2 separate regions of the Homo sapiens genome follow, and region 1 is linked to region 2. The links are chromatin contacts, found by Hi-C or POLR2A ChIA-PET in ENCODE. All regions are on one chromosome and are shown on one strand. Each heading gives the region's core, a stretch centred on a gene start or an enhancer-like site at or near the end of the contact. The rest is flanking DNA. Distances are from core to core; before and after follow the strand shown. Region 1 overlaps JARID2 (jumonji and AT-rich interaction domain containing 2). Region 2 has its middle 99 kb from the start of LINC01108.

The links. Hi-C counts contacts between places; a loop is a spot of excess contacts on that map. ChIA-PET counts read pairs that join two places held with the same protein, here RNA polymerase II (POLR2A).
Region 1: a map with no recorded cell type shows a loop between it and region 2 (6-fold over the local background). The contact joins two enhancer-like sites. A Hi-C loop is called at or near these places in 1 of 37 single-sample maps with no recorded cell type. POLR2A ChIA-PET finds 5 or more read pairs at or near these places in 3 of 52 experiments (OCI-LY7, WTC11 and activated B cell).

What each region holds. Positions count from the first base shown.
Region 1 is chr6:15,312,220-15,316,986 of GRCh38, forward strand. The region is part of intron 1 of JARID2 (jumonji and AT-rich interaction domain containing 2); the gene reads left to right. It also overlaps the pseudogene RNU6-522P. Among named protein-coding and RNA genes, the nearest start is that of JARID2-AS1, 66 kb to the left of the region's middle. RefSeq lists an enhancer at 308-377. Within about 2 kb of position 1,357, at least 9 of the 41 ENCODE cell types and tissues checked have a DNase peak (open chromatin) inside an H3K27ac peak, as active enhancers do; they include OCI-LY7, where a contact is called at or near this core.
Region 2 is chr6:14,381,922-14,386,617 of GRCh38, forward strand. No RefSeq gene overlaps it. Among named protein-coding and RNA genes, the nearest start is that of LINC01108, 99 kb to the left of the region's middle. RefSeq lists an enhancer at 1-222. Within about 2 kb of position 1,595, at least 3 of the 41 ENCODE cell types and tissues checked have a DNase peak (open chromatin) inside an H3K27ac peak, as active enhancers do; they include OCI-LY7, where a contact is called at or near this core.

The sequences.
Region 1 (4,767 bases), core at 107-2,606, 930 kb after region 2:
AATTTTTGTATTTTTAGTAGAGACAGGGTTTCACTGTCTTGGCCAGGCTGGGCTCGAACTCCTGACCTCGTGATCCACCCGCCTCGGCCTCCCAAAGTGCTGGGGTTACAGGCGTGAGCCACCATGCCCGGCCTCAGTTTGGATTTTTAAAAAACCAATCTTATTGAAGTAAAATTTATACATGCAGCCATTTCAGGTGTACACTGTGATAACTTATGACAACTGCACACATCTGGGTATTACCATCCCATCAATATATGCACCTCCTGTCACCCGAGAAAGCTCCCTTGTGCTCCTGTCCTGTGCCCCCATGCCAGCGCCGACCTGCCTTCTTGCACTGTAGATTAGCTTTGCCTGTTGTAAATGCCATATAGATGGAAGCACTTTTGTGTCTACATCCCTTCACTTTGCTTTGAGATTCATCCAGGCTGTGTGTATGGTTTGTTCCTTCCTGTTATGGTTCAGTAGTCTCCTCTCTTTCTGTCTTTCTGTGTTCTTCCTGTGACTCACTCATTGTCTGTGTTTCTTTTTTTCCCTGTAAGCCTGGCCTGGTCCTTTCGTGATTCCCTGTAGTCTTTTTCTCAAGTGGGCATTAAAGCAACCTTATCTTTCACACACACTGAAAGAACCTAGTAACTGAGAGATGATCCAGCCAGATTCTGCCCTTACCTTTACCCCTCACCACCCCACTAGGGGACAAAACAAGCAAATATACTGACTGACCCAAGCCTTGTTGTTCCGACGAAAACACTGGCGTTCAGCATCTTTCCCGCAAACCGAGCTGCAGCCTCCAGTTTCAGAATAGTGCCTTCCATAAAATCTGTGGGAGTTTTCCGTTTATGTTGCTTGTTTTTAAACAATCTTCTTGGAAAAGAATTCAGTGCTGTTAATGGATTGCCGTCGGAGCTTTTTTTACATTACACCTGTCCTCTGCTTCCTGATCTCCTTTTGATGGTTAGGGAGAATATGTTGACTTAGAATAGCAAGGAGCCATGGCACCCCAAGGAAACAGGAAAAATCTCAGTTTTCATGGATGAGAAAGTCCCATTCTATTGTCTGTGTGTGCCTGAGTATGTACACTGTAACATCTCATTTTTAGTTGTATGAAGAAAGCGCTGTGGCTGAGAACCAGTGTTTGGAGGTTGGGGTAGGGTAGCCTGGGTTCATAGTCACTACATATCCCAGCTCCCCAAGCCCTAGGAGGTACTGCACAAGCAGTACAGACAGGGTCTTGCATTTGTGCCTCTTCACTGGTGACTTCCCATTTTGAAGAGTGCCAGCTTTTCTGGGAAGTCTGCTGCCAACACTGAGCCGAGCCAGGGTTGCTGTTCACATCTACGCAGGCTGTTGGTGCCGCGGCAGCATGCTGTCCTTGAGAGCACTGTGGAATTTGCAGTGTGCCGTACAGATTCAGAAATGGTGTATGTTTCTTGTGGCATTAGTGTTTTGACTTGCAAATCTGGAAAAGAACAGGAAGTCTTGGTGGAAACACTCTCTGGCTGATGTATAGAAACCTGTGGAGTTAACTGCATTTTAAGCACCAATTATTAGAAAATGAATTTCTTCTTACTTGGGGAGATTTCTTTCAGATCTTAAATACATTTGTCATCTAAACCTCTTCTCCTAGGGGCAGATGATCCCTGCCTTGGGCCTAGGAGAGTAGACATTGGTAATTACCTTTGGCCTGTGTCTCCCCAAATATCCTTATACCTTCTGCTGGCCCATGGCTGTCTAGAAGCCCTCATGGAGGTGCTGCTTTTGTTTTTATCTCTTCATTTGGGGAGAGGATACTGCATCTGGACCCAAGGCCCAAGGTGTCCTGATGTTGAGTCCTTCCAATTCTGGGTAGCCATGAACAGTGATGCTGTTCATAGATAAGGTCAAAGGGACGGGCTTAAGGTTAAGCTCAGTTAGTGGATGGCAGAGGCTGTATTCAAATTAATCTTGATCCACTCTGCAGGTTGCTGTGGCTCCTGTTTCCCCCACTCCTGTGGTCTCCTGCTGTGATTCTGTCAAATTACCCATTTATTTATAACATTTGCCACTACTTCAAATACTTTGTTATTTATGTGGTTTTGGCTTTCTCTGCTAGAATATAAAGTAATACAATAATTTAAAAAAAATGAAGAGCAAGACTCTTTTTGTTCTTGAGGTGAATCTTCTTGCTTATAAATTTACCCCAAGCACCTGGAACAGTGCCTGGCATGTGGTACTTAAGTATTTGTTAAAATAATGAATAATAAGTAAACGGCATTTTGAAAGTTGCTGTCATTCAAATTATGATTTGTGGTGTTAGAGTTCTTATAGGCAGGGCTTAGTTTTAATAAATGACATTGAGAGCTAGTTATAAATCATACATTAGACATAGTTTAATCAGTTTGGTGCTTGTGTATAGAAGCGGACAGAACCCTGGAGATACAGTTGAGGCCTCTTCAGTGAGAGGAGGGAGGAAACTTGCCTTGGAACAGTGTCACAGACAATCCATGGTACATAGATGCCAGAGGTAGACACTGTAGGTTAGGGAAGGTTTGGGGACTGTGAAATGAATGGGCAGCAATAATTAGTGAAATATTATAAATTGCCTTTATTACTGTTGGTTTCCCGACTGCTTCAGTAAAACCAAAAAATACGCACATACTTAGCCTGATGTGTTTAGTTGGGGTTGCCGTTATAGAAAAGCCTTTCAGAAGATACAGAAGAGTGATCCTTTCAGCAGCACATATACTAAAATTGGAATGATACAGAGAAGATTAGCATGGCCTGTATGCAAGTATGACACAGAAATTTGTGAAGCATTCCATATTTTTATGTATTGGAAAATCAGGTTTGGATTATGCAGTTTCTAAAATTGAAGAATATTTCATCCTTACCAATATGTTTTGAATAGTATTTTGCCTTAGAAATAATTTTTACATACTAAATAATACGTATATTAATGAAGAACAAAAGGAAACGGAAGAGCAACGTGCTTGTCCAAAAATTCTCCATGTGTATAAGTGAATTGATTCTGCCAGAAAGAAGAGTTTAGACATGTTTTTATTGCAAACAACTTCCTTCAGATGCCAGGTAGTAGACAATCTACAGGACTAGGGAGGATGAGAGATGTCCCTTTAGAATGCTGTTTGAACCCATGATGGATTAATTACGAAGGTTGATGCCCATCTATACCAGCTGGCTTTCCAAGATTTATTTGACCCGTTGCTTTGTCTTGGAGAACTGCAGTCTCTCTCATATAGCTTTGATCTTTACTGTGGGAATCATAGTGCAGTCAGTACACCATAGGGTCAAGTGCTCAGTCTGCCATTTTAACACAGAAAACTTACATATTTAGAAGTAGTCACGTATCTAGAGTGTGACTGGACTACCTGAATAATTGAGATGAGATACGGTCAAAAAAGTGAGATATCTTCATCTGCTTCAGGTGGCTTTTAGGCTGCAAATCCCTAGAAGTTGTGGTTGTCCGGAAGTTACCAAAATAAATGAGTGGTGTTTCGCCCAATTCTGTTTTTTCAAGTTCTGTTTCAAGTTCTGTTAAAATTGTTAGCAGAACTGGGAAAGTGCGTTAATGAAGCAAGCAAGTCCTGTAGTGTGTGCTAACTGGGCCCAGTGTGCCGTCCATACGTTGAGTACGTTCATTAGTGATTTCAGACATGAGTTTCTCAGGGCTCCCAAATTTATGGAAGAAGTAAGTGATGACTTCCAAATTCTTTGTCTTCAGATTGATTTAAAGTGACTGAGGGCATAAGCTGGAACCAAGATTAGAAAGAACACAGTTTACACGAGTCCTGCTTCCTTTTTTTTTTCATCCCGTGAATGTTATCTTCAGTATTTTCTCAACTAATACGAAAAGTACCACTGAAGTGGGGTCTGCTGGCTTGAAAACATGTGTGAAATACAGATTCTATGGGTTTTTTTTGACATGGAGTCTCACTCTTGCCAAGGCTGGAGTGCAGTGGCACGATCTCTGCTCACTGCAACCTCTGTCTGCCTTCCGGGTTCAAGCGATTCTCCTGCCTCAGCCTCCCTAGTAGCTGGGACTACAGGCACACGTATTTTTAGTAGAGACAGGGTTTTTGAACTCCTGAACTCAAGTGGTCTGTCCACCTCGGCCACCCAAAGTGTTGGCGTTACGGACATGAGCCACCATACCCGGCCAGATTCTATGCTTCTGTCTCAGATTCAGTTGCTACCCTACAGAGGTGGCCAGTTAGGAGTGTTTCATAATGAAGATTATGTCTTTAATCATTGTGAGGTTTGTGGCTGAGGACAGTAGTCCTTATGCTTGTGCTGGTTAGAAGTAAAGAAATTTTGGACTGTTCTTGCTATTTTTTTTGAGATGGAGTCTCTCTCTGTCGCCCAGGCAGGAGTGCATTGGTTTGATCTCAGCTCACTGCAACCTCTGCCTCCCAGATTGCTGGGATTACAGGCACCCACCACCATGCCCAGCTAATTTTTATATTTTTAGTAGAGACGGGGTTTCACCATGTTGGCCAGGCTGGTCTTGAACCCCTGACCTCAGATGATCCTCCTGCCTTTGCCTCCTGAGTGCTGGGATTACAGGCAAGAGCCAGTGCACCTGGCCCACTGCTATTGTTTTTAACACAGCTTTGAAAGCAGTATGATTTGGTTAATAGGATGGCTACAGCCAGACACCCTGGGTTTGAATCTCAGCTCTCTATGGAATGACCTTGGGCAAGTCATTTAGCCAGCCTGTGCTTCAAGTTGCTTGTGTAAAATGGGGATAATAGTACCTTTGTTATAGAGTTG
Region 2 (4,696 bases), core at 345-2,844:
TATTTATGCCAGTGCAAAGAAACAGAAAACTGGGTTCATCTTCATACTGAACTTCATATGACTCAGATCAAATTTCCTCAGTGAGAGCCCATTTACAATAGCCATTATGCTGATGAACATGCCACCGGCTTCCCCAGTGAATACCCAATGAATACCCATTTCTGAACTTGCTCGATAAGAACACGGCTGAAGGTAGATTCCTACAAGGTAAATTCCTATTACTGTCACTTAGGTTGTGGCTTTAGGTAACTGATATGTACGTGACATCACATTATCTACGCTACAGTACTTTAAAGCAAATGACAGATGTTGTAACAGTTTACAAGATGACCCATCTATATTTGATTACTGACAGGCATGAATAATTTACTTCAATATTTCATTAAAATTGTGCCCTGTTAATTAGATGGAGGGTTTTTTGTGACAAAGCACAAACTGCTGGGGTGGGTGGTCTGTGAGGTTGTAGAACATAAAAGGGCTTTTTATTCCCCCAGCAGATGGGGCCCCGCAAGGATAAAAGAGACTTGAGAGCCACTTAAATTGGCCTCAGGACCCTCAGTGTTGAAGCTAAGTGCTGGCTGTGGTTAAATTTATGTAAAGCGCCTAGCACAGTGCCCGGCACCCAGCAGCTGCCGAGAGCTATTAGGATTTTTTTTCCCCAAGTGTTGGGTGTGTGTGGTTAGAAACTTAGTGCCATTTCCAAGCAGGTGTGACTTTCAGTTAAGTGACTTCCTGAGTTTGTATGAGAAATCATTGGTGAAACCCAGAATAGAACTCAGAGTCTTTGCATTCGATTTCCAATCCCATCCCTCTTCTCACTGGGTTGCCTGCCCTCCTTCTGCATGGGCACCTTTGCCAAGAGAGAATGAGATTCTCAAAGCAACTAAAGTCCTCTGGTAGTTTTCAAATGGCCAGTTCTGTCCTCCTCTCAAAATATACTTTGCTCTTGTATTTCCAGTTTCAAAGTAGCAAAATGCAAAGTCCTGTCTTCCTTCCTTCCTTCCTTCCTTCCTTCCTTCCTTCCTTCCTCTTCTTCCTTTCCTTTTTCCTTCCTTCCTTCCTCCTTCCTTCCTTCCTTCCTTCCTTCCTTCCTTCCTTCCTTCCTCCTTCCTTCCTTCTCTCCCTCCTTACATCCCTCTACAAGTATCAGGCCGTGGGGAGCGGGAAAGGAAAGAAAGAAAAGGAAAAAAGACTGTCAAGTGTTTTTTATCATGCAGATGTATGTTGGGGGCATAGAAGTGGCAGGGATTGGAGACTATAGCAGAAGGAGCCCAGGCTCATCTGCTGCTAAAAATAATAAAATTCTAACTTCAGAAAATGTTGAAATATGGCTGGCGTGGCATTGTTTTTGTTGCCTTAGGAAGATACCCTCACTTGACCAGACGATTAAGAAACCTGAAAACTGCGTGTTACTGAACCAAACTTTGGGTCACCCACTCAGTGAACAGAAAAAGCCAAAAGCCAAAAACGAACACCACTGGTATTTGCAGTGAAAGAGAGGCATGTATTTCAGGGTGCCAAGCAAGGAGAACTGGGCAGCTAACACTTAGGACTCAAACTCCCAGACGGATGACAAGCAAGGGTTTTTACAATTGCAACTTCTGCTTTCCTGAAATGTACTTTGAAATGGACATTTAAAGGCATTAAATGTATAGTTGCAGTCGTAACCAAGACAAGGAAGGCATGCAGCCAATACAAGGAATTGTAAACCAAAACAAGGAAGTTACCCATTGGTTTGGCCCTTCGTAGGGGGACATCTTGAAGCAGAGGCTTACAGGTCAGAGGTGGATTCAGAGATTCTTTGATTTGCAATTGGTTAAGGAAGCAAAGCTTTGTCTAAAAACTTGGGGTTAGCAGAAAGCTATGTTTAGTTTTGGCCTGAGGGTGTGACTTTCTCCAGGCACCTCAGGAGGAAATTTAGAACAAAGAACATCAGTTAGAGTTCAGTCCTCAGTGCCCCCTTATCTGAGGTCTATGTGACGGTGGTCAACATTGTCTATCTGGTGGGGCTCCTGTTTCTGAAAAATAGCTCAAGGATACGTCAAGATAATATCTTTTAGTTTCTATAGGGAAGCAAACATCTTGTGACTCTGGCTTACTTGGTGGCTATTGTTTAAGTTACTATTATCTTCCTGCTTAGCAGGTTATTCATTTACTTCCTTAATTGCTGGTTGTAGGGTTAGCTAGGTGCCTGGAATTTCCCTTGAAGGGACTCAAAATTTTCCCTTTGTTTTTTGCTAGGTGGGGAGGTGTAGCTTGGAAGGCTCCTGAGAGGGGTTCCTGCTGTTTCATACACTTTCTCTGACCAGGCTTTCCTGAACTGGGGATAAATAGCGCATCTGCAAACACAGTGATGCCACCAGGTCAAGGTCAACACTGATATCTCAATGGCTACTAGGCCCATGTCTAACAATTCCTCATGCTTTACCCTGGCCCGTAAGCTAAAAATGTTAGGCAAAACATTGCCCATTCTCCTGCCTGTCCTCTTCCTTCTCTGGTCTGCTCCCCTCTCTGTGGAGAGGAAACTCCTGATTTGCTGAGAAGTTTCTCAAAAGCTACAGTGCAAATCACCCTAATTGTTTGCTAGATGAACAATGATCACTCTAACCTCCTAATTAACATTGTTAAAATCTGCTAACAAAGGACATTTAACAATATCTTAATTAGGAAGGATTTCCAATTTGTGATATGGAGCATGTTAGACAAACAGAGCACAATTCTCCCTTTGTTCCTGGGCTCGGTAGCCAGAGAGATTACAAGATATGACACAACATGTTCTGCGTTTGCCATTTATCATTCTATATCCTTTACACATTTGCACTACATAATTAGTATCTTGGCTAATTTTACCTGTGTTATTGTTTGCACTGTAATTTGGAGAGAATAGAGTGGGTGATACGGGTGATTTAGATTGGGGCAGGCATCTGGTTCTCCAGTTCTCCCTCCCACTGACTGCGGCTCCCAAATGCCTGCTGGAAAATACCCCAGCTAGCAGAGAAAGCAAACTTCTTGGGGTCTCCAGTTGCAGATAATGGGGTATAAAATGAATAGCCTTTTGGGTCATTCCAAATAAATATGCAGATGACTAACCCCCATTCCTTTTCCAAGCTCTTACAGCTTATTTTAAAAGCTCCTATTATCTATCACTTAATTATTAAAAAGTGTCTACTCTGTTTTCATAAATTATCTATGTGTTGGAGATATTGGCATATGAGAGAGTCGTGGGGAAAAGGGAGGTTCCAAAGCCAATTATCCCAGCGGAGAAGGTTTTAGAATATAATGGGATCCCTGAATTATTTTATACCAGACCTTTAAGGATGTGTGTGTGTTTGGTTAGGGTGAATGGGAGGAGGTGGTAGGGGACAGGAAGGGTTAGGATTTGTAATAATCCCTAAGTCATTATTCTCATCTATTTTTTGAGGACATTCTTATTGTTGGGCCATTTTCTATGTGTCTTAATTTCTTTATGCTGAAGACAGAATAAATCTTTGAAAGAAATTAACATTGTATGTTATTTGGAATTGCCATTTAAATAAACTACATTATCTAAACTAAATGAGAAAACGTAAGAAAAATACATTATAGCAAGCCTGGTACATAGTTAATACTAAATCAATTGTAGCTATAATAAACTGTGTTATAGAGCTATATAGAATATATGATGACAGATGCATTACACTGTCAATGGTGCTATATATAATACATAGTATATTGCATATGTAAGGATGGGAGAGGCTTTCCCTCTACCCTCCTAGGTTTGACAGCTAGGCCTAGGAAATAAATTGACGACAGACAGATTAACAGGAAGACAGGTATACACAGAAACATCACAGGAAAAAAGCGACTACCTAAAAAGACAGTGAGATTTGGGAGTTTATATGCCATCCTCATAGGGGAAGGTGTGTAGAGTGGTGGTGTGGGTGACGTTGGGGAGAGGAAATGATTTTTAGGAAGATGCATGGGCCCTTAGAAGAATAAATGGGATGTGGTCCCAGCTACTCGGGAGGCTGAGGCAGGAGAATGACGTGAACCCGGGAGGCGGAGCTTGCAGTGAGCGGAGATCACACCACTGCACTTCCAGCCTGGGCGACAGAGCAAGACTCCGTCTCAAAAAAAAAAAAAGAAGAAGAAGAAATGGGAGATATGATAGTCGGTGACAAAGTTCATCTGGGGGTATATCCTCCCCCTTTTCGTGCTGCTAAAAAACTACCACAGGTAGGGTAATTTATAGAGAACAGAAATTTATTTCTGACAGCTGTGGACGCTGAAGAGTCTAAGTTCAAGGGCTGGCATCTGGTGTTTGGAGAGAGCCTTCTTGCTGCCTCCTCACATGGCAGAAGAGGGAAAGGCAAGAGAGTCAAACTCCTTCCATCCAGACTTTTTATAAGGGCACTAATTCACCAGGGAGGAGCCCTCATGGCCCACTCACCTCCCAAAGGCCCCACACTCTTCATACCATTGCATTGGCAACACCTGGATTTTGGCCTGGACACATTCAAACCACAGTGGGGCAATGTGGACTTCTAATCTCCTCTCCTGTGATAAGAGTTAATCTTCCTTGTTGATGGAACTCACCAGGATGGTGGTGGGGAACAATTGAGTTCCTTTTGGAGGTTCTGTCTTTAGGCCGATAAGGGAAGTACAGAGAAAGTGTTTCCTTGGATTTGCTGTTTTCAAGCGCCTTCAGCTTAAAATA